6 separate regions of the Homo sapiens genome follow, and all the other regions are linked to region 1. The links are chromatin loops, found by intact Hi-C in ENCODE. Cell type or tissue: heart left ventricle. All regions are shown on one strand.

Region 1 (5,000 bases):
ATATGCCTTTCTTCTTAATCTGTTTCTTCATGCTAAACAGATAAGATTAAAATCATAGCTGCATTTCAAGAAATTGTCTGCAATCCTTCATTTTCTCCAGTAGATGTAAATTTTTATGTGGCCAGACTGTGCAGTGAACAAGCAAAAATAGGGAAAACTGAGCTTCAGGTCTAAATTAAAGCGAACGAAGACTGATGGTAAATGTAGCATTACTATATTAAAAAAAATAAATGTAGTATTTAATCTTAAAAATAAAATGTTAGGTAAAAATAGCAAATTGCAGAAGGCTATGTAGGGTTTTGTGTGGATCTGTCTTCACTTGGTAGAAGATAGCTGAGATCCACTCTCTCCCTGATCACCTATGAGATTCCTTAATCCTTTCCCCTTCTGCAGAGAACTCTGTGAATTAAGTACATGATATGAAATTAATGTCAAATCTGGGATCCATAATCTTATATTACTTCTTCCCCCTCATTTATTTGAATATTTAAAACAATGTATTCTTTAACTCATAACTATATCTTTTCCTGATAATGTGAACTTGATATTTAAATTCTACTTTCCGTCTTGAAGTTCTGTCACCTACACCAAGTTCTGTGTTTGGCTACTCTATTTGTAGTTTGTAGAATCAAAAATATGTTGTCTATAATTTTGTTGCTGTTTGAATTCGAAGTTTGTTCTTCTGATTCCACCATTCATTAGTTTCCTTAAGCAGATAAGTAAATCAGTTATATAGTCAGTTTATTATATCACAGTGAATACTAGGGGACGTATGCAATTGTATTTGTGTTTAGGGAGCATCTTAAACTTTGAACTATTTATGTTAAATTTCTAGAATTCCTTTCTTCTGATGGAATGATTTGAGGCTAAGGTAGGATTTTTGAAAAACAATGACTTTCATTCAAAATTTATCTACTCAACCAAGCAAATGAAAAGGGGCAGCGAAGGAAAAATAAAAATGGGAATGGTAGATGGCAGAAGAAACTGAGAACACAGAAGAAAGCGGTAGGTTTGGAGTGGAAAAATTAAACTAAAAGAAGGCAAGATGAAGAAAAAAATGTACCCTAAATGAACAAATTGCAAATTTAATGGCATCTAGAAATATAAACTGAGGTTAAGTTTCTAAATTATAGTCAGTCCCAAGGTTTAGATCTGCAATCCCAGGAATGGTTAGTTTTTTTTTTTTGTTGTTTTTTTTTTTTTTTTTTTTTTTTGAGACAAGCTTTGTTGCTCAGGCTGGTGTGCAGTGACATGGTCACTGCAACCTCAACCTCCTGAGCTCAAGCAATTCTCCCACCTCAGCCTCTTGAATAGCTGGGACTACAGGTGTGCGCCACCGCACCTGGCTAATTTTTGTATTTTTAGTAGAGATGGGGTTTCATATGTTGCCCAGGCTGGTCTGGAACTCCTGAGCTCAAGTGATCTGCATACCTCCTCCCAAAATGTTGGGATTACAGGCGTGAGCCACCCTGCCTGGTGGAGAGTTAACTTTAAAGATCACCTACCCAGAGGCCAGTTCTACTACTCTGTGGCTGATTCCTGTCTTTTTCTTCTATTCACTAGCTCTTTTGGGGCACAGTGACATTTCTCAGAGGTAGAAAGCTACCAGCAATATAGTTTTCTACTTTTCCAAAAGGAAAACATACCATATTCCTGTCTAGTGGTAAATTTTCTTGCTTTTAGTAGAGTTATTTCATTATAGAACTCTGAAAATGGTAGCTATGAAAATAGCCAAGATGTCGCAAATGAAGAATCTTTGTTTCCGATTTAAAAATTGGAATAGGAAATGATAGGATGTTAAGAAAAATAATAAATGTTTCCCTTCCTCTCCTTGGCAAATCAAATGCCCAGTTATCAAAGAATGCAAGAAAATATTGCCTACATGAGCAGAACTGTTTCTAAATAAAATGTCTGGCATGTAAATGCTGCATCAGTTCCTAATTAAGAATTCTGTAAATAAAGCTTTGCTCTTCATCTCCTGTTTTCGTTGGAAACTTCCATCAGAGATAGTGACTGGTGTGAAGCAGTGGAGACACCCAGTGGCTACTGTGGTTAACCACCGCAATGGTACATTTCATGCTGCGTTTCCTGTTTCTTGTTTTAGATGTGTCTATTTCCTTTTGAAAATATGACACTAAGTACCTCTAAATAGAAATTTAATAATGTAATAGTAATTGTGAAATTAATGACTTGAATATTACTCACAAATTAGGCCTTAATCTGAAGGATGGAAGGATTTGTGAATAAGCAACATTTAAAAATACAGTAAAAGAAAAATATTCAATCTTGCCTAATTCATTTTTAAAAATCATAGTTTTTCAAAACATAAAGGTAGATCCATTTTATTGAAGTAAAAATTTTGATTTAGGAAAGGATTTTATATAGAAATTAACACTTGAAATTTGAAATTTAAACTTGAAAATGTCTCTCTGACTTCACCCAAACTGTCAACAAATAAAATACATTAGTTCAAAATGTAAGGGCTATGAAGAGAATCTGGTTGTTCTTGTAAAATGTATATTTTATTATTATTTTTTAAAAGGCTCAAACTGAGAAATAATGCCAAGACTTGCTACTGAATGAAGGAATAAATGAACTTAAAATTTCTTTTAAATAGCTTTTTTTTTTAATCAAAATAGTAAAATGAGTTCACTTAGAAAAAGTAGAAAATATAAACAAAAAGAAATAAAATGCCCACTACAATTTCACTCCACACTTTGGTTTATATAGTTCTAGAAATTCTTCTTAATGCATGGAATATATATATATATAATTTTTTTTGAGATGGAGTTTCGCTCTTGTTGCCCAGGCTGGAGTGCAATGGTGCGACCATGGCTCACCACAACCTCTGCCTCCTGGTTTCAAGTAATTCTCCTGCCTCAGCCTCCCAAGTAGCTGGGATTACAGGCATGTGCCACCACTCCCAGCTAATTTTGTATTTTTAGTAGAGACAGGGTTTCTCCATGTTGGTCAGACTGGACTCGAACTCCCAACCTCAAGTGATCCGCCGGCCTCGGCCTCCCAAAGTGCTGGGATTACAGGCGTGAGCCACCGCACCCGGCCCATACCTGATTTTTAAAAGCCTATGAAACAGCAATCTAAAAATGGTTTTTGTTCATGATAAGTAAAAATGAGATTGTGTATACAAAATGGAGATTCTAAGGGAAATATGAAAAGACTGGAAACTAGGCTGGCTGTGGTGGCTCATGCCTGTAATCCCAGCATTTTGTGGTCCAAGGTGGGTGGATGGCTTGAGCCCAGGAGTTCAAGACCAGCCTTGGCAACAGGACAAAACCCTATCTCTACAAAAAATAAATAAAAAAAAATTAGCCGGGCATGGGGTCATGCGCCTGTAGCCCCAGCTACTCAGGAGGCTGAGGTGGGAGGATCACTTGAGCCCAGAAGGATGAGGCTGCAGTGAGCTGTGATCGTGACACTGCACTCCAGCCTGGGTGACAGAGTGAGACTCCATCTCAAAAAAGAAACAAAACAAAACAAAATGAAACAAAAATAAAGAAAGAGTGAAAGGAAAAAAGAAACTAATATATATATAAATGGTGGGAATCAAAAAGTGTCATCTCTCAAATGAATCTGAGCAAAATTGAGTCTCAAGTTAAGCTGAGACTTCTTTTCTTTCTTTAAGCTTATTTACCACCATTGATTCCCTGGCATCCTTAGAAATTTAGGTGGTTTATAAAGAGGATGCCTCAACATTTTCCCTTCCTGAAGTATGCTATGAACTGTAATTTTGGGTGAAAGTGAATAAAAGATGGTTATGTTAACCAAAGAATGACTTTCACAGACACAAGAGAAAAGCTACAAACATATAATAATTATAGAAGATTCTAGTTATATGTGCAATAACAACTAGTACATTAAAATACTGAGTTTGGCGGAGAAGGAGTTAGCAGGAAAATGGCCTCTGGTATGACCAACCATTAAATGAGAGAGGAATGTGTACAAGAGACAAGACAGGTACAATGCTGAAATTCCTATGGGTTTTCTCCGTTTTGCCGAGTAGATACCAAACAGGTTTATCAGGGATGCTGCTTTTAGCTGCATGACATTCCTAACAGATGTGTAAAGACCGATGCCCCCCCATTGCTTCTAAACTTTGTACCCATGATGCTTCTGTGGCTTTTTCCTTAACTCTTTTTGCCAAATCTCCTCCTGAATGTGGCTCAGACTCTCCCAGACATATTACTATTATTGCTCACAAGATAGAGGATGTAAAATGGGCATACAAAACCCTATAGAACTGCATGCTCTTAAATAGAAATACTGTGAATAAAAGTCAAGGGCAGCCGGGCGCGGTGGCTTACGCCTGTAATCCCAGCACTTTGGGAGGCTGAGGCGGGTGGACTGCTTGAGGCCAGGAGTTTGAGACCAGCCTGGCCAAATGGTGAAACCCCATCTCTACTAAAAATACAAAAAAAATTAGCCAGGCGTGGTGGCTCATGGCTGTGATCCTAGCTACCTGGGAGGCTGAGACACAAGAATTGCTTGAACCCGGGAGGCGGAGTTGCAATGAGCTGAGATCGCGCCACTGCACTCCAGCCTGGGTGACAGAGAGAGACCTTGTCAGAAAGAAAGAGAGAAAGAGAGAGAGAGAGAGACAGAAAAGAAAGAAAAGAAAGAAAGGAGTCAAGGGCTTTAGTATCAACAGCTCTATCAATTACTAACTGTCGAACTTAGGCAGGTAACTTCCCTACAGCTCATTTCCCTCTGTAAACTAAGTATTATAATTTAGTCCGTAATATTTATTGTTGCTCTGCAAAAAGGATTGTGCTAGGCAACAATGATATTGAAATGGCTAAGGCACAATATCTAGCCTCAGGGAGCACATAGTCTAGTGAGGGAGACAGACTTAAGTCATTACCAGCCAGGGGTGGTGGCTCACCCTTGTAATCCCAGCACTTTGGGAGGCCAAGGCAGGCAGATCACCTGAGATCAGGGGTTTGAGACCAGCCTGGCCAAAATAGCAAAACCCCATCTCTAAA
Region 2 (5,000 bases), 590 kb before region 1:
ACAATCAGCTCCTATGAGCAAGTAGGAGCTGACTCCAGCCCACCTCTGCCTGCATAGCTCTCTACGAGTCCTGTGGAGAACTTTATTCTTTTAGCAGCTCAAAAAAAGTCTTACATATTTATTACTAAGCCAAACTACAAGTTCAGAGCATAGGAACAAAGAGAAAAATCCTTTCCCTAATAAAATATGTTGAACTGTCCCAATAGTGGTAATGTTTTTGGCTTGATGAGGTCAGACACTAGGGATCTTGCATCAATATGTGCGTATCTCAGACCCAGTTCCCAAGAGGCCCAGCTTGGTTCTGCTCCAGTGTCTCTCCTGGGAGTTGTACCTGATGGTTTTTGCCATCACAGCTCTCTGCAGCCTGGAACTCACAGACTCAAGCAATCCTCCTGCCTCTGCCTCTCGAATAGCTGGGACTCCAGGTGTGCGCCACCACGCCCGGCCAGTACCTGTCTTTATTACCAGTTTCCATCTGAATCCACTGGGGAATGGGACAATTTTGTTTTTGTTTCTTGGCTAGGAATTGCTTAATCCTGAAAGTTTTGTGAGAAGACATGGTAGGAACAGGGACGACAGCACACGGCACAATGGTGGAGCTTGGCAAGCATGGGAGTGTAGGAGCTCAGAAGCGCGGGAGACGGGGAGCATGGGAGCGTGAGAGAGCGGGAGCATGGGATCATGGGAGCATGTGAGAGTGGGGAGCATGGGAGCCTGAGAGTGGGAGCATGGGAACACGGAAGCTCGGGAGATGGGGAGCATGGGAGCGTGAGAGAGTGGGAGCATGGGAGCATGGAAGAGGGGGAGCACGGGAGCATGAGAGAGTGGGAACATGGGAGCATGGGAGAGGGGGAGCATGGGAGCACGAGTGTGTGAGAGAGTGGGAGCATGGGAGCGCAGGAGAGTGGGAGCGTGGGGGCATGAAAGAGTGGGAGCACGGGAGAGCGGGCCTCGCATGCTACGCTCATCCAAGGTGGCCTTTAATTTGTTCAAACACATGTGGCCTCCATTTCAGGAGTCAGCACCATTTTTGGGGGGGGGTCCTAATTTTAAAAATGTTTACTGAACTGGATTATTTATCTTAAATCGGGGCTTTTTTCCCCCTAAATTTCCATGCAACTTTTTCAGATGGCTTTTTAATAATTGTTATTTGTAATAATGTCAATAGCTATGAATAATGAATTCTGTCTTCCCTGCTAAACTGTAAGCTTCACACAAAAGGGATTATCCCGTGAAGTGTCAGGCACACATTAGGCCTTCAGTAAATATGAGTTGGATGGATGGATGCTTGGGCTTTGATCATTCTCTCCCCTCCCCCTTCCTCTCTCCCTTATTTCACTTACTTAATTTATTCTAACCAGCCAGCTGCTAAGTGGGCAGGCTGGAGAAGGTGCTATTCATGAAGTTCCTAGGAAGGAAGTGTCCAGTGTCAGCCTGGTCCCAGAGGCTCTGAATGAGGGTTCACTGCAACTTCCAGCCTGGCCCAGAGAGAGAGTTCTGTACCAACGAGCCACTCAGATCCAAGTGATGGCTCCATCCAAACCACTTTAGAAATCACACCTCAAGGCCATACTGAATTGGATTGTCCTTATTTAAAGCATTTCAAAGTAAAACATCCAAGTATTCCTTTACTGAGGGGGGAGAAGTAGGAATCAAGCCCAAGAAAACATCTCCAGGCACTGAACTGCTAATGCAGCCTTGCACCAGCCCAGCCCTAGGACTTGTCAGCCGGCACCCCGAAAATCCAACAGGCCTCAGGCTGCTTAAGCCCATTAATGAAGCACAGTACACTAGGGTATCTGGTGTGCACACATGAGCACGTGTCGTTGTGTACACATCCTCACAACTCTGCATGGCCAACACCTTTGCTCATTCACCCTCAAACCTCAATTCCTGCACCAACAAAGCATCCCTTGGCAAACACTGCCCCTCTCAGGGGGGTTTTCTCTCCAGGATGCAGTGGTGGATCATGCCGAGGCACGAGCTCTTAAGTCGTCTCCAATCCTCTCCCGGCTGATTCCTCTAGAAGCACAATGACCTGCCCCCTGACTGCATGACCTACCCTTCCCAAGCCCCTCACAACACCACTCACAATGTGTCTGCTCATGCAGGCTGCTCTGCGGACACTCCTTGGAGAGGCTGGGCCTGCCAAATTCAGTGACCATCCCAGGGAATGTTGGCTGTCCCTCCCCACAGGAATTCACCCAGTGGCCTCCTGTCCTTGTGCTCATGGTAAATCCAAGGTGCTGTGTGTGTGTGGTCCCCAGAGAAGCTTTATTGAGTTTCCCACTGAGTTTCTCTACCAGGAACAGCTGGAGCCTGGGAGCAGCGGTTTTTGGCCCTGAGAGAGCCTCTGGGTTTTTCTTAATAATCAGTGTGCATGTGACAGGTACCACTGGCCCAGGGGTCCCTACTTCCGAGGGCCCAAATTGACCAGTGGAAAGTATAGAATTCCATGCTATTGGGAAACCACAAAGCTTGGAAGGAGCAGAGAGAGCCTGGGGATACAATGTAAACACTAAGAAATAAGCAGTGAAAGATTATTTTTAGAAACGCTGCCACTTAGTGAGCCCTTATGATGTGTCAGAGCATTTGAAACAAATGGCTTCCCTGCAGTGTCACACCACTGGCCCTGCAGTCAGATGCCCTGAGAGCTGGGCAGATGTTTGTTTTTCACAACCTTCTCAGAGAGGTTTTGTCCTCACTTAATAGACAAGAAAACTGGGACTTTGCCAGACATCTTGAACGTGCAGGGGCCAGCAGCTATGACACAGAGAGCTGGGACAGAAGCCAGGCCTGCTGCCTCCAAATCCTGGGCATGTAGCCATGGAGCAGTGACAACACACCCGGGGTCCTCAGGGGAGAAGTGCCACCCACTCTGTCTGTGGTGTAAGAGTTTATGTCCAACTAAGCCCAGGCAGAGGCACTTTGCCTCTGGGTGCAGGGCGTGCTGGTAGAAGTGCAACGCTGGTGGGCAGGCATTCTGGCTCTGCCCTTTCTCCTTGTACAGCCCTAGCCTGGTTACCTTCTCCATGCCTCAGTTTCCTCCTCTGTGAAAGGAACAGAAGAAAGATAATAGGACCAACTTGATTGCACTGTTCTGAGGATGAAGTCAGTTTAAAGTATGAAGTGCTTAGAACAGTAAGGGGTCAATAAGTGGGGGCATGGGTTATTTGAAACTGTATGCTAAGTTTAAGACCCGTGAGTGCTGTTCAAGTCATTAATTCCTCTCCCCAGAAAACAAACCCTGTAGCTGTCTCAGGTGAGATTCACTTAAGGTGGAGACTTAAGCCACGCTGGGCAGAACCGAAAACCCAGGTGTTAGGATTCTCACCCATTCCAGAGGGCAATGTTATCTGCACTGAGGAGAATTCTGATGTCAGAACCAAAGAAACACAAAGAAGAAAATAGCATCCCCTTGACTTTGAAAGAAAGCAGCCCTTTAGGAAAGGCCAAGCCCGTGTCCTCCCTTGCAGTCCCTAGAGCAGCCATGAGGGAGTCAAAGCTTGGGCCTAGTTATTTGAGGCCCAGGAGGGCTTCCCGCCTCTAGTCAGTCACCCCTGCAGTGCCGGCAGAGCTGATAGAGATGGCTGGGTCCCCACCCCTGCATAGAAAGAGCCATCTCTGATCTGTGGTAGACAATGGGCAGGAGAGGAGAGAGGTTCCATTGGGGCGTGGAAGGGACAGTTGGCTGCCTGCGGTTCTCCTATGATAGGGAGAGCAGGGAGAATGCCGTGGGCTCCTAGTCAGCGCCTGTGGGACTGGAAGAGCTTTTCTTGTACTTAATCCCTTCTTCCCCTCCCAGCCCCGGTTCAGCAGCAGGGGACTTCCCTTGGCTTCTCCAACAAAGTCCTTCGCAGTTAGGCCCCTTCTCAGACAATCTTGGAAGATGGAGAAGCAAGAAAAGAATGGAGAGGGAGAATGGAAGAGGTGGACTCAGAAATGCCGCATTTGTGGGTGGAGCTGGGGCTGGGGTGAGAGGAAGCTCCGGGGAAGGCACAGAAACAATCCAAGGGAGGCAGGTCAATTCCACACAGCGGAACATGACTCAGCAGGAAAAAGAAAGGAGCTATCAGACCATAGAAAGACACAGAGCAACCTTAAATGCATGTGGCTAGGGGTAGAAGCTCACGTGAACAGGCTGCATACTCTATAATTCCAACCAAACGACACCCTGGAAAAGACAAAACTATGGAGATGGTGAAAAGAGCAGTGACTGTCACGGGTTAGGGGGAGGGAGGCATGGGTGAATAGATGGAGAACAAGGGTATTTTTTTTTAGACAGAGTTTCGCTCTTGTTGCCCAGGCTGGAGTACAATGGCATGATCTCAGCTCACTGCAACCTCTACCTCCCAGGTTCAAGCAATTCTCGTGCTTCAGCCTCCCAAGTAGCTGCGAATACAGGCATGCGCCACCACATCTGGCTAAATTTTGTACTTTTAGTAGAGATGGGGTTTCACCATGTTGGTCAAGCTGGTCTCGAACTCCTGACCTCAAATGATCTGCCCGCCTCCACCTCCCAAAGTGCTGGGATTACGGGCTCGAGCCACCATGCCCCACCACAAGGGCATTTTTACATCAGAGGAACTATTCTGAATGATTCTGTAGCATGGTGATACATGTCATTCTACATTTGTCAAAACCCATAGGATGCACAACACAAAGAGTGAACTTTAATATAAACTATGAACACTGTAGCTAATAATGAATACAAGTTCATCAGTTGTAACAAAGTGCCATGCTAATGCAACATGCTAATTAGAGGGGGAAATATGCAAAGAAGAGGAGGGATATGGGAATCCCTTTGTGCCTAATTTTTCTGTAAACATAAAACTGCTCTTACAAATAAAGCCTATTAATTAAAACAACAAAATACAAAACAACAACTAAAACCAAAAACAGCCAACACCCAATGGGTTGAGCTGGAGTAAGAACAGGCTGCCCAGCACACTTCCTGGGCCACTGAGCCCTGGGCGTGAAAAGCAAAAGGGCCAGTGAGG
Region 3 (5,000 bases), 180 kb before region 1:
AGCAAGAGACCGTCTTAAAAAGAAAAAAAAAGTGTATTGTTGTACTGTTTTTATCATTCCTTACAACCAGAGAACCTTTACTGTTACTTCACAATCCAGCTTCTTGAATCTCCCCCTTTGGGAACAAAATGTGATATTCAATTACTCTGATTCATTTCGTACTGACATTTCCATGCAATTCTCTGATAGTTGACTCCCCTTAGTCCTAAGTCTGGTTTTTCCAAAAATCTCATCTCCCAGACTCTGTCCCTCAATAAATTCACGTTCTCTTATAGCCACAATAGTTACTTCTGAAGTTCTACCACTCCACTTCAGGCAAGTCAGGCAGCTCCCTACTCCTGGCATATCTGGCGGCTGACACTGAACAGTTCATGCTAATTTGTCAATCTCTCGTCAAAGACTTAATTGCTTTGGAAACCTTTTTCCCAGCCTTGACATCAAAGCATTCCAACCATGACCATTTCCTCCTTGGTTGTCATTCATTTTTGGTACAAGTATACGTCACAGGTGACATCATATCTCTTCAACTGTAAGATCCCCTTTACAAGGAACATGCCATTACCTTTTGCATCCCAATGCAGATAGCAGATGATAGGAATTTTAACAGAATTCATAACTCAAGATTGAAGCTGAGATATGATAAACACTTTTTGGAACCAGTTTCTCTAAGTGGAGAAAAATAACAAATACCTATGCCAATATAAAACAATGTTTATTTAATTTTTCTTTTCCGTTTTTTTTTTTTTTTTTTTTTTGATACAGGGTCTCGCTCTGTTGCCCAGGCTGGATGGAATGCAGTGGTACGATCTCAGCTCACTACAATCTCTGCCTTTCAGGCTCAAACCATCCTCCCACCTCAGCCTCCTGAGTAGCTGGGACTACAGGCATGCACCACCACGCCCGACTATTTCTTGTATTTTTAGTAGGGACGAGGTTTCACCATGTTGCCCAGGCCAGTCTTGAACTCCTGAGCTCAAGCAATTCTCCCACCTTCGCCTGCCAAAATGCTGGGATTACAGGTGTGAACCACTGCACCTGGCCTGATTTTATTTATTATATATTACATATCATCACTGCATCACTGAAAAATCGTTAAAGGTCCTAAGGAAGAAAACTTACATGAAATGTTTGCATGAATGTGTAAGATAAAAGTAAGGTGAATTTACTAATTGTTAAGTTATTTTTGTTAGTGTCATCTAATATTTTAGATAATGAATAATTTTTCTTTTCACTAAAATCACTAAAGTCTTCTATACGACTACATAATTCTGATTTTTTCAGGTTATGAAAGTCTTTATTTCCATTTAAATATACTTTATCATTTTATGATTCAACCCACTCCTCCATTCTCAAAATAATTTGTTAATTAGCAATAGTTTCCCCACAGTTTCAGGAATTTGTCTCTTCCATTTCCCATTGCTGATATCGTAACTCTTTCTGTTCTCCTTTTGTTTTCTTTCCCCATTTGATTTCTGAAACACCCATATCCACACCCTGAAAATATTTGTATAGTTTTCCTCCTTTCCATCGTCTTCCTTGGTTTGCCTGGAGTAAGTTAGTTCTCTTAATTAGCAAGAGAACTTCTTTGAACTTGCCTCTTTCTTAGAAGCAATCACTATTCCTTTGACCTGCAAGATTTCAATTATTTGGGATTTACAGACATCTGTAATATTGGTATTGGTATTTTATTTCCTTCCTTCAAGTATTTATTAAATATCCACTAGATGGCTTTGTCTTAAAGACATGAGCTAAATTAAATACACATCTTTTTAATAATAACTTTAGAATTTTTAGGCATAAAAGTCTTGCTGCTCTGCTGTATTAAATCTTCCTGCAGGCATGGTCAATTTGCTCTGTAATGCTTATACTAGGGAGGTCCCTCACTAGCCGCCAGGCTGTGAACCTTCGAATATTCAAAGTAGCCTCTGGGCTGGGTGGGTGTGGTGGCTCAAGCCCGTAATCCCAGCACTGTGGGAGGCTGAGGCAGGTGGTTTACTTGAGGTCAGGAGTTTGAGACCAGCCTGGCCAACACGGTGAAACCCTGTCTCTACTAAAAATACAAAAATTAGTCAGGTGTAGTGGTGCATGCCTATAATCCCAGCTACTCAGGAAGCTGAGGCAGGAGAATTACTTGAACCTGGGTGGAGGCTGCAGCGAGCCAAGATCGTGCCACTGCACTCCAGCCTGGGCAAGAAAGTGAGACTCCATCTCAACAAAGTAGCCTCTGGCTCAGTAACTAGCTTTCCCCTCTACAGTGTTTTAGGTATGTAGGAAATTATTGATTGTATACTTTTAAAATACACAAGAAAAAGTTATAGAATGCCATTGTGTCAAGCACTAGGCAAGTACCATAGAAGATTTAAAAACAAGAGGAATGCAATGGTAAATTAGTATTTATTAAACATTCTCTACTTATATACTGTCATAGCAGATTATATTATTAATATGTATTCTTTTGAAGTCACACCTTAAGAATGGAAGAGGAAGGGAATGGTTCATAATAGAGCCTGAAGTGTTGTATTCTCAAAACCCAGAAGATGACCTTCTCGTGCTTTTGCTCTTCTCCACTAAGTGAGGCCTGGCAACCTCAACTGCTGAATTAAACCTATCATGTAGTTCCTACCAAGAACACCTGCTCCTTTGAAAATAAAGATCAATTACATGCCATTTATTTAATTTCAAAATTCACTCTCACCTCTATTGTATTTCTTGAGGTAGCAGTTTGACTGTCTTAAATTTTCCCCCTCACTTCTCACCTTGAGAATGACCTCTTGTTATTCCATGATTTCCAACTATTATCCATATTTATGTAACTACCTTTCTTTACACAGCAAAAGAGATTCTTATGTTTTGGGAAAGTGGGTAGAGGTATGAAAATTAATAGATATCAACTAAAGACAGACATCTAAAACTGAAGGTTAAAGAGAGTATGTGGTAAAGGTGTAGAGAAGCAAGAGAGAAAAGTGGGAAATGCGGAGTCAGGTAGGGAGGGGAATGAATGTGTCTCAACATGAAAATACTGAGGATCATTTTGATGCCCTTTCTGTTCCTTGTCTACTAACATCTCTAGTCCTATTACACTTTTTCTTCATGATTTCCTCTCTGCTGCTGCTTTTCTAATTCATTAGTAAGAGATCCTCTTTACAGTCCTGGTCCTCTAATCAGGATGGCCTCGATGTCCTGCTCCCATAGGCTTTCCTTCTCTTTCAGCAGGTGTGTAAGACACAATTTAGGGATTTCTCACCTGGTAGGAATACTGGTTTTATTCACTATGTTCCAGTACATAAAATGTGCCCTACTCACCAGCTACCAGGCTGTGCACCTTTTAACATTCAAATTCTAGCTTTGGACTCAAAAACTAGCCTTCTCTTATATAGTTTTCACAAGGTTTTCACATTAAGAAAAAAGAGCCTCTTCTACTTCACTTTCCATAGTTATTTCAGTATTAAATCTCGACACAAAGTATAATGATAAAGAGACTAATTTTCCTATGTATCCCTAGACAAATTACTTTGCAACTTTTGCTCATGACTTCAAAACCTTGGAGAAAGAATCATCTATATGTAGTGTTTACTTCATGGCTAGACTGAAGATATAAATTTAAATTAGCTACATTTATAGAAGGCAAAAAGTAAATCTGTCCAACTCTTACTTAGGGAAAGAAAATCTTATGCTATTTCCATCATTGCTTGCACTTACCTTATCAACATATTTCTTAGGATTGTAAAATCACAATGTTCACCATTTTCAACTGTAAGAAAAAAGCAGACCGCATATGTTATATTTCCACTAAACCTAGTCTTTTCAAAAAATATTTCACAGGAACTTGGGGTGTAAAAACAAGAAGAGGAAATGCAAAACAGATCAATTTTTTTGAGATTTAACACTAACATAGTACACTCAATGTGAGGGCATGACAGAGAAGTGTACTCTATTATTGCCTTATTGTAGTTTAATCCTCAGAAATAGATATGTAAACCTAACAAATGAACTCTCCAGAAACAACTTTGAAATTCTGAAAGGGGAAATCTTATTATTGGTAAAAAATATATTTATTCTATAATACATTTAAAAAATTCAGTGGTGTGAGTGAAGGGAGAATCACTTTAGAAAAAATCTTAAGGTAACCAAAATGAAAAAGGGAGCCAAGAACTTTCAGGTTCTTTACTTTTATTTTTAAAGAATGTATCACAAATAGGAATATTACTTGGGAGTAGAGGGGTAAACTACAAAAGAGAGATGCAAATCAATTTCTCCGGTGCGTATTTTTAAGGGGTAAGTTCTAAAGCCCCAGCTCAGCAAGTAAAAGTTGCCTGGGCATGATAGAGAGAGCTGGGAACAAGGTACACAGGTCACTGATGGGAAAATTGCCAATAAGGACAGTTACCTGAAACAATATCCTAAAAATTAAAGAATTGTTCAAAATAAACCAGGGGCAGTGGTGTGTGCTTATAGTGACGTGATGTGGGAGGAGCATGATGTGGGAGGATCACTTTGAGCTCAGGATTCTGAGGCCAGTTGGGCAACATAGCAAGACCTTGTCTCTTAAAAAAAAAAACGAAGTTCAAAAATAATAGCAACAAACAGATAAAACAATCAAATCTCAATTTTGGTTTCAGCTTACTATAATACAGAAGATTAAGTATCAGATTAAACCAATACAATAAACCTATTGCCAAGAGGAAGTACTTCTGAGGCTTGGTGTTATAACTAAGATTTTATTGGTATTTAAAACTCCTTACTTAACCCTTAATAATTTAAGATAGCAGGTTAAAAAAGAAAACAAAAAACTCCTTACAAAACTAGTAAAGAGGATCTCTTATTAACGAAATTTTTTTACTCTAAATATGAGATATCAAAAAGGGCAACTTTTGCACTGAGGAAAGAAGACTGTGGATGTTTTAACTGGGCTTACAAATTTCTTCAATCATTCTTGAGGGTCCATGACCATCTGACGTTCCGATAAAAGTGACTGGCCTTCTCTCCAAATGTTTGATTCC
Region 4 (5,000 bases), 280 kb before region 1:
GTTGCACGCCACCTGGGCAGCTCTGCAGCCTCAGCCACAGCACTCACTCCTGAGCCTCCCCTCTGCATCTGGCGGGGCAGTGCCAAGGAGAAGGGCTCCAGGCCACCCCCGCCCTCCCCACTGGGCCTGCGCAGGCCCCACAGTATGCAACAGCTGACCTCTCCTCAGAGGCCATGCCGAAGGGAAGGCTGGCTCTCTCCAGTCCTCAGGAGACAGATGACAGCCTCAGGCCACCACCCCTTTTCGAGTCTCCACAACACAAGGCATCCGTTCTGCCTCTTTTTGCCATGACAGGGCATCAGCCTTAAAACCACAAGGCCATCTTCATTCCTACTTTTGGCTATAAGTGGGGCTGGAACAGGGGTCAAGACCTTGAACAGGAAAGTCTGGCTCTTTTCCTGGAAGAAGGAAAATACCTTTCATTTTTCCCTAATAAACCACAAACCCACTCTTCTGCCCCCACCCAACAAGGATTACCAGAAGCACTTAAACAAAGACCCCTGAACTAAACAACCAAAATTTCACAGTCGCTCACCCAGCAACCTGCCACACTAACATTTACTGAGCTTATACTGCATCCTACATGCTCTGCTAGGCGCTTGGTAGATATAATCTCATTTTATCTTCACCACAATGCCATGAGGTAGAGACAATCATCCGTGTTCTCCAAATAAGAAATTTGACTCTTAAAAAAACAAGTTAGGGAACTTTCTCAGGATCGAGTGAGAACTGGCACCTACCTGATGCACATGGTTGAGATTCATATAAATTATCTGGGCGGAATAGACTTTTAGAACCTGATGCCCTATTAGAAAGTCGCATCTACCTGCAAAGTCTTCCTCTCAGTAAGCAAGTATGGCCTCACTGGATTATTCCAGCATGCATTGCCTGCCCCTCCCAGGGGATGTGCTCAAAACCTGGCTCTAGGAATTCATCCTGTGGTTGTCTTGTCCTGTGCTGGCCTCACTGCCTTCCTCAGACTGCACAGACCCAAGCTCTTTCAGAAAATGTTGTCAGGTTGGCCACGCAGAAATTCATATCCTTCTTCTCCCTCCTCTCACTTTGAGAGATTGTTGCTTTTTAGCGATAGAAACTTCTAGTAAAGGGAAGGCCCTAGCAGTGGACATTCAGCAGTGGATAGCCACAGACTGTCCCCCACCCCTGCACTTGAGAGGCTCCCAGGTGCTGCTGAGGTCTCCTGCAGGCCAGGTTTGATGACTTTGACTCTCTGCGGGTCTCACTTCTTTTGAGGACAAACTAGCTAGTGACTGTTCCGGGCCATCTGTGGCCATGGAAGCCAGAGCATCACGCATCTGCTGCATCTTTCCATCTACGGAAAATTAATTCCAAAAAACAGACTTTTTTTTTTTTAAGACCGAGTCTCACTCTATCACCCAGGCTGGAATGCAGTGGCACAATCCTGGCTCACTGCAACCTCCGCCTCCTGGGTTCAAGAGATTCTCGTGCCTCAACCTCCTGGGTAGCTGGGATTACAGGTGCGTGCCACCACGCCAGGCTAATTTTTGTATTTTTAGTAGAGACAGGGTTTCACCATGTTGGCAAGGCTGGTCTCAAACTCCTGACCTCAGTGATCCTCTCGCCTTGGCCTCCCAAAGTGCTGGGATTACAGGCCTGAGCCACCGTGCCCAGCCTGAAAAAAAAAAAACGGACTCTTTATGAATCCATTTGTAAAGGCATAACGTTGGTACATTTCTTTGCCACAGGGATGCCAATGACTAGGCCAGCCACCTTGAACATGGGAAAAGTGTTTCACATCAATGGCACGAGAGATCTTTGAGCAGTAGGTGGGGAAGACACCATTTCAATCTGATAAGTAGAGAAACTGTGGCAAAGAGAGGAGGGAAAACTTGCTTTTCTCATCAGAGCTGGAGAGCAGAACCTGGTCTCACGATTTTTTCCCCAGATGAGGTTTGTCCACCTGGTACTGCAAAGACCTGCACCAAGTTCATGACCCTCAAAACGTCTTTTACTTCTTAAAATCCAAAAACGTTGATCTAGCCCCAGGAGTTTACTGCCTCTGCAGCTGCTGAAGCCAGGGCTCCCCTGTGGGAAGGGCCTGATGCTGGGGCTGCACTGCCTCCTGGTGCCCACTGGGAGTTATGTCCCCAGCTCTCCCACCTGATAGGGGAGTCGGGGCCCATACTTGGCTTCTTCTGCCTCATCTTCCTCACATACACACTCCTCTAAATGGACAGAAGGCGACAGGGCACAGGGAGGGGCCTCAAAGGCCTCCACTCACACCCCCATTCCCATAACCAGACCACCTACCAGACAGTGTTGACATATTTTTATTAATTTATTTATATTTTTTGAGAGATAGGGTCTTGCCCAGGCTGGAGTTGAATTGCTGGGCTCAAGCCATCCGCCTGTCCCAGCCTCCTGAGTAGCTGGGACCAACAGGCTGTCCATGTGGTCAAAATAAGCATGGTGAGCCCAGTGTGTGCAGTCACAACCCATGGAGGTCCTTCCATGAGTGTCTGTCAAACCCAAGCCGACACTGCCTTTCTCCAGAGAGGTCCCACATCCATCAAGGACATGATGAGGTCACTGGGGACTCTTAATCCAGTGCTCCACTTCCAATGGCCAGGCTGATGTTCTGAGGACAGGCCTGTATCTTCCCCCTCTGTAGCCATCAGGGAGTTGATGCCGTCTGTGGTCCTTGACCACTATCCAAAATGGGAACCCCTAGGGTGATCTGTCATCCCCTGTGCTTCTCCCTGGCCCAGTCCCACCCCTCCCCAGCATTCCCATCTGTGCCCTGCACTCTGCCCCGCACCCCATCCCACAGTCAGCAAACTCCAGACTGAAGGGCTCTCCCACCTTCTCCTCTCTCCAGCTCTTCTCATGCCCTGGCCTCCCTGTGATGTTCAGGCCCTGGTGAGAGTAAGTGAGAAGCTGGAGAAGGGACTGACCCGCATGCAGGCTGGCCAGGGCCAGAACAACATGTATAGGGGCTGTCAGCCCTGCAAGATGAGCGCCACCACCACCCACCTATCCAATTCAAAAGAAAAACCAGCTTAAACTCTACACAGGTGCAATGAAGGTCAACAAATCCTGGTTTCCCATAAGTGATTTGATGTCTTTTTCTAAAACAGTATCAAACTTCAAGCTTTTTGCCTCCCAAAGCTTTAGCAACCTAAGCGGCATCTGATGTGCCTGTTGGGCAATGCACACATCTGAGGAGGTGGGAGGTGAGGCCAAGCGTGGGGACCTGGGGCCTGGTGCCCTGAGGTGAGGACAGGAGTGGGTGAGGACCAGTGGTGGGAGAGGAGAGTGAGCTTGTGCTTTCAGAGGGACAGGGCACAGGCAGGGGCTGCAGTGAAGCAGGAGAAGTTCCTGGAGATGAGGGGACCACGTTGGCCTGACTCCTGCCCCCACCTGCTAAGGAGGAGAGAGGGGTCTCTGGGAAGCTACCAGAGTCTCCCTCTTGTTGTGCTGACCTGGGCAGGGAACAGACAGGATGGGATTCTAGAATAGTCCCGTCACTCCCTGACTTGGGGAAGCTTGGGACCAGCACCCTAAGGCCCAGACCAGGCCCAGGCCAAAGAAAGCACAGGGAGAAGAATGAGGAAGTTGATGAGTAACCTATGGTGTTCCCAGGGATGTGAGGGGGTGTGAGGGTGCAGCCCCTCCAGGCCCAGGCGCCTGCTGGCTGCTCAGAGGGACGCTGTGCCTCACTGGTCCTGCTGGGTTTGCGATGGGCTCAAATCCTGTGCCTTCCATTTGCATGACTCCAGTTAAGTCATTCAATTGCCCCTGGCCTAAAAGAGGTGAATGGGAGGTAGAGGAGTAAACGCAATGGGTTTTCACTATTTTTTAAATTATGGGAAACAATATATTATATAAAATTTGCCATGTAACCAATGTTTAACTTACAATTCAGTAGCAGGCATGACATCTCCCCAAACAGAAATTCTGTACCTATTAAGCAATAACTTTCTATTTTCCTCTCCCTCCAGCCCCAGGTAAGCCATAACCTACTTTCTGTCCCTGTGAATGTGCCTATTCTAGATATTTCATTGTGAACTCATGCAGTATTTGTCCTTTCGTGTCTGGCTTCTTTCACTTTTAGTTAAGTTTTTCCCAGTTCACCCACCTGGCAGCACGCATCAGACTCACATTTTTTAAGGCTAAAGAGCATTCCATAGCAGGGAATACCACGTTTGGCTTACCATTCAGCCTGTTAACGTTTGTTCGCGGGCCCTGGGGAACAGTGCCGTACTGCCCCTCCATCCGCTGGGTCCTTGCCTTACTCTTCGGGGACTGCGGGCCACGGGGAGATTCTATGCTTAACCCCTGGGGGAAGCACACTCTGTGGGTGCTTTCTTCATGCTGGGGTGTAACGTTCTGTTTCAGGCGTCTGTTGCTTTTGTAACATTCTTAAACCTCTTCCCTAAATAGAGAAAGAGACTAGACGGCCCTGGAGTATTTCTGAAACAAAATAAAATCCCACTGCTGAATGGCGTGGGTCGCAGGGTCGCGCTCCAAAAGCCCCCTGGGGGAGCCCACTCCTCGCGACCCGCAAGGAGGTGCTGCCACCTTCTGTGGCAACGGCCTCGGCCGCTGCTGACCCTCGGAGGGTGGCCCCATGGGTTCCAGCCCCCGGCGACCCTAAGAGACCAGAGGCCCCACGGAGAAGGGACCCACAGGCGCGGGGCTAGGGGGCGGCTACGGAATCCTAGGGTCCACCCGGAGGTGGCCAGCGCGGGCGGGGGACACGTAGAGCCCAGGCTGGGGTCCAGTGCCACTTAGGACGTGGGGACGGAAGCCTGAGGGTTTGAGTCTTTACTGGGCCCTCGGAAGGGAACACTGATTTTGACCACGCTTGATTTTCTGCAGACTGTGACCCTGCGCTAAAAAGCGTCCCTCTCATGATGCTTCGTGCCTGTTTCTCTGAGGCCACGCGGTCCTGGAGGGCAGAAGCGTAGTGTATGTGCGTGTCTGGTGCAGAGTGGGCACCTGCACCCATGCCCCCAGTG
Region 5 (5,000 bases), 200 kb before region 1:
CAATCATACCTGAATGGAGACTACAGAAAGTGGATTTTTATCAGCGGCCTCCATTCCATCTTCCAAAGCACCTGACTCTTAGGGATGGGGTCTAAATAGGCACTAATGAGGTGGAGATTTGAGAAAATGCCAATTTGAGTTCCTGGCACCTCTGCCCAGCAATAAAAAGGTCTAAGGAAGATTTCATTTGTGTCTGGGTGAGAGAACTGTGTTCCCAAAATATTGAATACAACATTTAGTTTTGTTTTTTAACTTTATCAGGGTAAGCCAGAGATTTGTATAATCACATTGAGAGTTATCCCTAAGGAAAAAAAAATTGGACAGCTCCTATTATGTCCCACCGATATATTCCGACTTCTGAAATGCAGGGAAAACAGCTCACATTAACACCAGGGGCCATGCCAGAGTGCTCATTACTTCACTCACCATTTGCCAAGTTGCTTAAAACTACTGGCTTATCCAAGACACAGGGAACTTTTCTGTGCTACGCTAGAGTACAGCATATATTTAAATATGAAAGAGATCATTAAAAATTCAAAGACAACAGAATTAAATGAGGGGTAAAAAAGTTGTATGCCTTTGCCAGAACAAGTTAGTTTGGTATCCCCACACTTGGGTGAGAGCCAGCCCCTCACCCAGGGGAATCTGTGCTCTACTTACGTGCAAATCTCCCGGTGAAATGCTGCTCCCTTGCAACACACTTGGACAAAAGGGAGCTAAGCGGGGTGGCCCACCTCGAAGAGAGAACAAAGAGAACAAAAAGGAAGTTTGTTGGTAGTGTCTGACTACCCCCCCTCTGCTAGCCTCCTCATCTATGCCACATCTTCACAAACCTCTGCTCTCAGAGGTGTCAGCTACTGCCTCTTCCCACCCCCATAGGGTTTCAGAAAGCCTGAGTGGCATTCGATTTCGGCAGGTCCACAAACAGCATCTAAAAGAGGTTCCGTGTGGCCAATAGGGTTTCAGGCTACCCTTTTTGAGAGCCTGGCGCAGAACAAGGTCTCCTTTCACTTGACCCTCCTTTGCCAATACAAGGCTGTTTGGCTGGGTCCAGCACCCCATGGGGCAAATGTTCAGGCCAAGAATAGTCTTCATTCTTCCCATGAAGCTTTCAAAGTCTTCTAAAGAACACAGGAAATTGTCAGCCTCTATTTTCTGCTGAAAATGGCTGACACTAAACTTTGAACATTCTGTGGATGAATCCCAAATTATGGGAACCAAGTTTGCTTGAAAAGCAGCAAAAGTTTTCATTAAAGATGAGAGACTCTGATAAACCATCTCGGCATTACTTACAAAGAATGGTGTATTTTATAACTCCAATTACTAACACCTTTCCTCTTTTGACCAAAATTACCTTATTTCCATGGAAGTAACTCCAAAAGACTATCTCTGTGCACAAAGAAGCAGATCCAGAGACTTACCATGGCACCATGCACATTTCCTAAAAATAAACCGTCACTAAAACTGAGAAGAAATACTTTTTGGTCTGTCATGACCCCAGCAGATTGTCACATTCTCGAGGTCTGGACACCTTAACGTGTGCAGTCACAATGTAATCCTCACTCCAAACCAGCAAGGAAGGCATGGGGTCTGTTTTATAGCTGAGAAAACATTCATAGAAGTTACATGCCCAATTCACAGAGTTGGGGTCTAAACTGAGACAATTAGCATGTCTGGTGCTTTCTGCTTCTCCAGGCTGCCTGGTGGCCAGCTGCCCCTCTTAATCAGGGAGCATCTGCTCTGTGCTAACAACTCTGTAGAAGATCATGCTTCAGAAATGTGGCAGTGTAGCAGACCAGGTACTTGCAAGGCGTAATATTTAAGCACAGGCCCTGGTGTAACTAAGACCAGTTCAAACTCTTGTTCTGCCAGTTACCACCTATTGAATAAGCTACTAAACATCTTAAACCCTCAGTTTCCTCATCCTTTTGCAGATGAGGAAACAGGGTTTAAGATGTTTAACTTATTCATTTATTAGATAATGTATTAATAAGTTACCTTAAGAGATAACTTACCCAATTGTTATCATTAAGGATTAAATAACACATGTAACTACTTAGGTTACCATCTGGAACAGGACAGTTATGGGAAGTTTTTATTACAAAAGGGGCAGGTAAAATTCTGGATGAAGTACAAGGGCTTACATTTGCAAGCTTATTATTAGAAAGGACTTCGATTTACTGGTGTGGCAAATTTTCCTTTCAGATCAAGTAGGACACCACAGCAGTCTTCACTAGGACCTTCCTTGGTGATTCAACAATAACTATTAACTATCCACATACTGCCTAGATCGATGGCCTCCAACGTGCAAAGTAATAATTCATTGGAGCTTGGGGAAAGTGTAAACCTTTTATTTCACTCTTTCAAATTTTGTTCCATAATGTTCACATTAGTGTAGCAGTACATTTGTTGACACATATTTTCATTGTTCAATACATATAATTATGGACACATGCTCAACAAATATTTTTGTAAGGAAATAGCATCAGGTTTGGAGACCATGATCTAGATAACTGAGTCAACATTTCGCTCCTCATGCATTCATAGCTATCAAGCCGTCTTTCCTTTTTCCCCCTTACCTACCATATCCTGACTTCTACTCCTAGTTTCTCCAAGAGGACAAAACATATTAAGATGCGGTGGGTCAGAATGTGCAGGTGGTAATGTGACACCCAGCTAATGAGTCTGAGAGGCATGGGTATCTCCTCAGCTTTCAAGATTACAGCCTGAGCTACACAGAAATAAACTGTGCCCACTTAACTTGCTTGTGAACCTGATATGGAAGCAATGATATCCCATTCCACTAGGTGGCAGCAAAACTCTACCCACAAGGTGCCCAAGTGGTTCACTGGTATTATTAGTGCTTACTTGTTCAGCCCCACTTAATTAGCAGAAAGACAGTGGCTAACAGGATACTTAAATTACATAATGCCTCCAACAGTGGAGAACAGACACTGCCATTTTGCTTTCTACAGGCTGGCCTTTCCTTAGGCCTACCTGAATTTTACATGTATTGTGAATGATCTTCTCAGACATCCACAGGCCAAATGGCAAAAAGAACCTTCTGATATACCTAAGCCTGGAGTCAACAATCAAAAGTCCTAGTAAAGTTATATAGATCCTGTATCAGATTCAGGTAAAACCCTGGGCATGCCATGGATAAAGAAAGACTTCTGAAAGTTTTCATTAGGATGGTAGAATAATGAATGTCTTACAAATTTATTATTATAATACATAGAATTTTGAAATAGTATTTCCCAGAAGCAGTAGTACTTAACCAGTTCAGCAGGCAGTCTATATACATTTTTTACCTTTGCATTTTCCAAATTCAGTAGGTTATTGTTAGCCTCCCTAAAACCAAACAATTTTGGCTAGAGGTGTTAACCCAATCTCTCAAAACAAAAACTGAAAAAAATAAACACCCAAACAACAATCTCTCTGCTATTGACTTATAATTATTCCCTCCGCTTAGGTCATTAATTTTAAAAAGTAAATAGGGTAAAACATTTCAAGATAATAAACTAGGCTACATTAATTAATTTCTTACCTAAATTATGCATTACATTAAAATCTATGTCACTTGACCTTAAGAAAAGAAATGACACTACCCTCTTTACAGTTAAAAAAAATTTCAGTTTCCAGGGACTTGAGAGTATACCTAATCTGAATGAGTCAGAAACTGTTCTCAGAGGCCAGGCATGACGGCTCATGCCTGTAATCCCAGAACTTTGGGAGGCTGCAAAAAATACAAAAATTAGCCAGGCGTGGTGGTGCACGCCTGCAATCCCAGATACTCAGGGGGCTGAGGCAGGAGGACTGCTTGAGCCCAGAGGGTTGAGGCTGCAGTCAAGTCGTGTTTGTGCCACCGCACTCCAGCCTGGGCAATGAAGCAAGACCCTGTCTGGGGGAAAAAAAAAATGTTCTCAGAAAAATAAGCATACAAATGAGAGATAGAAATGAATAGAGAGATATGGTATCTCTTAAATTAGAAAATCAGCACATATGCATTCTAAATGAGACAAGCATATAAAAGATGTCATTGTAGAGGAGGCAAACTTAAGCTGAAAAGTTTCTTCCCAAACATACTCTACTCTTGTACATCGACTGTAGGATATTTAAGACCTCACACAATATTACATCACAACATCGTTTATTATGTGAATTTTTTACAATACAAACAAAAAATACAGAAATGCAATATATGAATACAGCTAAATGCAGAATGGTGACTTTTTTCTCTTCAAGAGGCCATGATTCCCATTTCTAGTAAAATAAAGAGACTGCATATAGGTAGAAACAGGTTGGTCATTAGCTTCACAATTTTGCCTAGAAATGATCTATAAATGCATTTCCCCCCCTGCTACTTACCATAAAGTGTAAAAAGGGAGTTAAAGGAAAGTTTCCTTGTTGGTTCCTACCATATGAAAGATGCTATATTCTATTTTAGCAGTGCCAATATATGGAAAATATCTAAATTAAATGTTATTACAAAAATGAAGCAGTAATGAGATTCTGGCTAAAGAGGGCACTAAATGAGAATAATATATATTTAAAGAATCCAAAACAAACAAACAAAAAGACGTTGTTATAAAAAAGCTCTAGGTGCACAGTAAGCATATAGGGTTTTTTTTTTTTCCATGTGTATTTTTAAACAATGGAAGTGTCAAAAAATAGGGTCAACTGTGTTAGACTAAATTACATTATTGTATATGCTGCACTGAATGGAACCTTTGTATTGTAATTATCATAGAGAAGCACAGTTTGCATCATATTATGGCAATTTATCCTCAATGAAAATCTTCCAGAGTCCTTTTATTTTGGAATATCCTGTAAACAATCAAACCACCAGAACATGATTGTACAACAGTAAAATGTTCTCTTGCATTAAACTGAAGATATCTGTTTAATAAAAAAAGAAAATGTAGGAAAGGTACTTAGAGCTCTTACTTTCTAAGTACAGAACACCCTAGACAATTCAAGGCATCTTAATCTCCATCAAG
Region 6 (5,000 bases), 270 kb before region 1:
GATGAATCCCAAATTACAGGAACCAAGTTTGCTTGAAAAGCAGCAAAAGTTTTTGTTAAAGATGAGAGACTTTAAAGATGATAAACCATCTCGGCATTACTTACAAAGAATGACGTATTTTATAACTCCAATTACTAACACCTTTCCTCTTTTGACCAAAGTTACCTTATTTCCATGGAATTAACTTCAAAAGACTATCTCTGTGCACAAAGAAGCAGATCCAGAGACTTATCATGGCACTATGCACACTTCCTAAAAATAAACTGTCACTAAAACTGAGAAGAAATAATACTTTTTGGTCTGTCATGACCCCAGCAGATTATCACATTCTCAAGGTCCGGACACCTTAATGTGTGCAGTCACAGTGTAATCCTCACTCCAGTCACAATGTAATCCTCACTCCAAACAGCAAAGGCATGGGGCCCATTTTATAGCTGAGGAAACATTCAGAAAAGTTACATGCCCAATTCACAGAGTTGGGGTCTAAACTGAGACAATTAGTGTGTCCGGTGCTTTCTGCTTCTCCAGGCTGCCTGGTGGCCAGCTGCCCCTCTTAATCAGGGAGCATCTGCTCTGTGCTAACAACTCCGTAGATCATGCTTCAGAAATGTGGCAGTGAGCAGACTAGGTGCTAGTAAGGCATAAGATTTACACACAGGCCCTGGTGTCACCAAGACCAGTTCAAACTCTGGTTCTGCCAGTTACCACCTATTGAATAAGCTACTAAATATTTTAAACCCTCAGTTTCCTCATCCTTTCGCAGATGAGGAAACTGAGGGTTTAAAATGTTTACTAACTTATTCAATTATTAGATAACATATTAAGTTATATTAACAGATAACTTATCCAATTGTTATCTATTAAGGATTAAATGATGATAATACATGTAACTACTTAGGTTACCATCTGGAACAGGACAGTTATGGGAAGTTGTTATAACAAAAGAGGCAGGTAAAATTCTGAATGAAGTATAAGGACTTACATTTGCAAGCTTTTAATTAGAAAGGACTTCAATTTACTGGTGTGGCAAATTTTTCTTTCAAATCAAGTAGGACACCACAGCAGTCTTCACTAGGACCTTCCTTGGTGATTCAACAGTAACTATTAACTATCCACATACTACTTAGATCGATCGATGGCCTCCAAGGTGTAGAGTAATACTTCATTGGGGCTTAGGAACTAACCTTTTTGTTTTACTCTTTCAAATTTTATTACATAATGTTCATAATAGTGTAGCAGTACATTTGTTGACACATATTTTCATTGATCAATATGTTACAGGAAGTCAGAGACTCCAAATGGAGGGGCCGGCTGAAGCCATGGCAGAAGAACGTGGATTGTGAAGATTTCTTGGACATTTATTAGTTCCCCAAATTAATACTTTTATAATTTGTTATGCCTGTCTTTACTGCAATCTCTAAACATAAACTGTAAAGATTTCATGGACACTTATCACTTCCCCAATTAATACCCTTGTGATTTCCTATGCCTGTCTTTAATCTCTTAATCCTGTCAGCTGAGGAGGATGTATATCGCCTCAGGACCCTGTAATAATTGCATTAACTGCACAAATTGTACAGCATGTGTGTTTGAGCAATATGAAATGTGGGCACCTTAAAAAAAGAACAGCATAACAGCAATTGTTCAGGGAATAAGAGAGATAACCTTAAACTCTGTCCACCAGTGAGCTGGGTGGAACAGAGCCATATTTCTCTTCTTTCAAAAGCAAATGGGAGAAATATCACCGAATTCTTTTTCTCAGCATGGAACATCCCCGAGAAAGAGAATGCGCACCTGGGGGTAGGTCTCTAAACTGGCCCCACTGGGCGTGGTCGTCTCTTATGGTCGAGACTGCAGAGGTGAGATAGACTCCAGTCTCCCATAGCGCTCCCAGGCTTATTAGGAAGACGAAATTCCTGCCGAATAAATTTTGGTCCGATGGTTGATCTCAAAACTCTGTCTCCTGATAAGATGTTATCAATGACAACAGTGCCTGAAACTTCATTAGCAATTTTAATTTTGCCTCAGTCCTGTGGTCCTGTGATCTCACCCTGCCTCCACTTGCCTTGTGATATTCTATTACCTTGTAAAGTACTTTATGTCTGTGACCCACACCTATTTGCACACTCCCTCCCCTTTTGAAACTCCCTAATAAAAACTTGCTGGTTTTTGTGGCTTGTGGGGCATCACGGAACCTACTGACATGCGATGTCTCCCCCTGACGCCCGGCTTGAAAATTTCTCTCTTTTGTACTCTGTCCCTTTATTTCTGAAGCTGGCCAATGCTTAGGGAAAATAGAAAAGAACCTACATGAATATTGGGGCAGTTTCCCCGATATCAATACATATAACTATGGACACTCAAAAATATTTTCATAAGGAAACAACATCAGGTTTGGAGGCTGTGATCTAGATAACTTTCTGAGTCAACATTTTGCTCCTGATGCATTCATGGCTATCAAGCCATCTTTCCTTTCTTCCCCTCACCTACCATATTCTGACTTCTACTCCTAGATTAATTTCTCCAAGAGGACAGAACATATTAAGATGTGGTGGGTCAGAATGTGCAGGTGGTAGTGGTGACACCCAGCTAATGAGTGTGAGAGGCATGGGTCTGTATCTCCTCAGCTTTCAAGATTACAGCCTGAGCTACACAGAAAGAAGCTCTGTGTCCATTTTATTAGCAACTTCACAACTTGCTTCTGAACCTGATAAGGAAGCAATGATATCCCATTCCACTAGGTGGCAGCAAAACTTTACCCACAAGGTGCCCAAGTGGTTCACTGGTATTATTAGTGCTAACTTGTTCAGCCCCACTTTATTAGCAGAAAGACAGTGGCTAACAGGATACTTCAATTACATAATGCCTCTGACAGTGGAGAACAGACACTGCCGTTTTGCTTTCTACAGGCTGGCCTTTCCTTAGGCCTACCTGAATTTTACATGTATTGTGAATGATCCTTTCAGAAATCCACAGACCAAATAGCAAAACGAGCCTTCTAATATACTTAAGACTGGAGTCAACAATAAAAAGACCTAGTAAAGTTATATAGATCCTACATCAGATTCAGGTGACACCCTGGGCATGCCATGGATAAAAACTTCTGAAGTTTTCATTAGGATGGTAGAATAATGAATGCGTCTTAGAAATCTGTTATTATAATATATACAATTTTGAAATAATATTTCCCAGAAGCAGTAGTACTTAATCAGTTAGGCAGGCAGTCTGTATAAATTTTTTACCTTTGCATTCTCCAAATTCAGTAGGTTGTTCTTAGCCTCCCTAAAACCAAACATTTTTGGCTAGAGGTGTTAACCCAATCTCTCAACACAAACACTGAAAAAAATAAATAAAAAACACCCAAACAACAATCTCTGATATTGACTTATAATTATTCCCTCTGCTTAGGTCATTAATTTAAAAAGTAAATAGGGTAAAACATTTCAAGATAATAAACTGGGCTACATTAATTACACTTAAATTATGTATTATGTTAAAATCTACATCATTTGATCTTGAGAAATTACACCACTCTCTTTCCAGTTAAAAAATTCAGTTTCCAGGGACTTGAGAGTATACCTAATCTGAATGAGTTAGAAACTTCTCAGAGGCCAGGCATGACGGCTCATGCTTGTAATCCCAGAACTTTGGGAGGTTGAGGTGGGTGGATCACTTGAGCTTAGGAGTTCGAGATCGGCCTGGGCCACATAATGAAACCCCATCTCTACAAAAAATACAAAAATTAGCCAGGCGTGGTGGTGCATGCCTGCAGTCCCAGCTACTCAAGGGGCTGAGGCAGAAGGACTGCTTGAGCCCAGAGGGTTGAGGCTGCAGTGAGTCGCGTTTGTGCCACTGCACTCCAGCCTGGGCAACGAAGCAAGACCCTGTCTGGAAAAAAAAAAAAAATTGTTCTCAGAAAAATAAGCATACAAATGAGAGATAGAAATGAATAGAGAGATATGGTATCTCTTAAATTAGAAAATCAGCACAAGCATATAAGAGATGTCATCATAGAGGAGGCAAATTCAAGTTGAAAAGTTTCTTCCCAAACATACTCTACTCTTGTACATCGACTGTGGAATATTGAAGCCCCCACACTCTATTACATCACTACATGGCTTATTATGTGAATTTTTTACAATACAAACAAAACATACAGAAATGCAATATATGAATACAGCTAAACGCAGAATGGTGACTTTTTTTCTCTTCAAGAGGCCATGATTCCCATTTCTAGTAAAATAAAGAGACTGCATATAGGTAGAAACAGGTTGGTCATTAGCTTTGCCTAGAAATGATTTTGCCTAGAAATGATCTATAAATGCATTTTCCCCCTGCTACTTACCATAAAGTGTAAAAAGGGAGTTAATGCAAAGTTTTCTTGTTGGTTCCTACCATATGAAAGATGCTGTATTCTATTTTAGCAGGGCCAATATATGGAAAATATCTAAATTAAATGTTATTACAAAAATGAAGCAGTAATGAGACTCTGGCTAAGGAGGGCACTAAATGAGAATAATATATATTTAAAGAATCCAAAACAAACAAACAAAAAGAGACTGTTATAAAAAAAAAAACCTCTAGGTGCACTGTAAGCATATAGGGTTTTTTTTTCCCCATGTGTATTTATAAACAATGGAAATGTCAAAAAATAGGGTCAACTGTGTTAGACTAAATTATATTATTGTATATGCTGCATTGAATGGAACCTTTGTATTATAGTTATCATAGAGAAGCACAGTTTGCATCATATTATGGCAATTTATCCTCAATGAAAACCTTCCAGAGTCCTTTTTTTTGGAATATCTTGTAAAAAATCAAACCACCAGAACATGATTGTACAACTGTAAAATGTTCTTTTGCATTAAACCAAAGATATCTGTTTAATAAAAAAAAAAAAGAAAATGTAGGAAAGCTACTTAGAGCTGTTACTTTCTAAGTACAGAACACCCTAGACAATTCGAGGCATCTTAATCTCCATCAAGAACAACAACAACAAA

The links. Hi-C counts contacts between places; a loop is a spot of excess contacts. Peaks named below come from ENCODE experiments on the same cell type or tissue, not always from the same donor. Only the 100,000 strongest peaks of a DNase experiment are listed, where the experiment ranks them.
Region 2: it touches region 1 in a loop (4-fold over the local background); 17 of 110 quality-filtered maps call a loop at or near these places.
Region 3: a loop joins it to region 1, with 4 times the contacts of the local background. A loop is called at or near these places in 3 of 110 quality-filtered maps.
Region 4: it touches region 1 in a loop (2.9-fold over the local background); 38 of 110 quality-filtered maps call a loop at or near these places.
Region 5: a loop joins it to region 1, with 21 times the contacts of the local background. A loop is called at or near these places in 106 of 110 quality-filtered maps.
Region 6: a loop joins it to region 1, with 7 times the contacts of the local background. A loop is called at or near these places in 38 of 110 quality-filtered maps.

Annotation. Positions count from the first base shown.
Region 1 is chr7:35,706,683-35,711,682 of GRCh38, reverse strand. No RefSeq gene overlaps it. Among named protein-coding and RNA genes, the nearest start is that of LINC03013, 7.3 kb to the left of the region's middle. In heart left ventricle, a CTCF peak has its summit at 2,038; no DNase peak of the experiment used is centred here; H3K4me3 peaks cover 401 bases; H3K27ac peaks cover 321 bases.
Region 2 is chr7:36,301,190-36,306,189 of GRCh38, reverse strand. EEPD1 (endonuclease/exonuclease/phosphatase family domain containing 1) reads right to left here. Exons shown (of 8, transcript NM_030636.3): 8 at 4,652-5,000. Among named protein-coding and RNA genes, the nearest start is that of MATCAP2, 64 kb to the left of the region's middle. In heart left ventricle, no CTCF peak of the experiment used is centred here; a DNase peak (open chromatin) is centred at 2,819; H3K27ac peaks cover 1,107 bases.
Region 3 is chr7:35,884,579-35,889,578 of GRCh38, reverse strand. SEPTIN7 (septin 7) reads right to left here. Exons shown (of 14, transcript NM_001788.6): 10 at 3,700-3,751. Among named protein-coding and RNA genes, the nearest start is that of SEPTIN7, 86 kb to the right of the region's middle. In heart left ventricle, no CTCF peak of the experiment used is centred here; no DNase peak of the experiment used is centred here.
Region 4 is chr7:35,982,451-35,987,450 of GRCh38, reverse strand. The region is part of intron 2 of LOC107986734 (a long non-coding RNA gene); the gene reads left to right. Among named protein-coding and RNA genes, the nearest start is that of EEPD1, 170 kb to the left of the region's middle. RefSeq lists a silencer at 2,126-2,175. In heart left ventricle, a CTCF peak has its summit at 2,103 (motif pointing left); a DNase peak (open chromatin) is centred at 2,090.
Region 5 is chr7:35,904,441-35,909,440 of GRCh38, reverse strand. SEPTIN7 (septin 7) reads right to left here. Exons shown (of 14, transcript NM_001788.6): 14 at 2,331-5,000. Among named protein-coding and RNA genes, the nearest start is that of SEPTIN7, 110 kb to the right of the region's middle. In heart left ventricle, CTCF peaks have their summits at 2,609 and 2,808 (motif pointing right); a DNase peak (open chromatin) is centred at 660.
Region 6 is chr7:35,973,795-35,978,794 of GRCh38, reverse strand. It overlaps LOC107986734 (a long non-coding RNA gene), which reads left to right. Exons shown (of 3, transcript XR_001745010.1): 3 at 1,282-1,369. It also overlaps the pseudogene SEPTIN7P3. Among named protein-coding and RNA genes, the nearest start is that of SEPTIN7, 180 kb to the right of the region's middle. In heart left ventricle, a CTCF peak has its summit at 2,723 (motif pointing right); no DNase peak of the experiment used is centred here.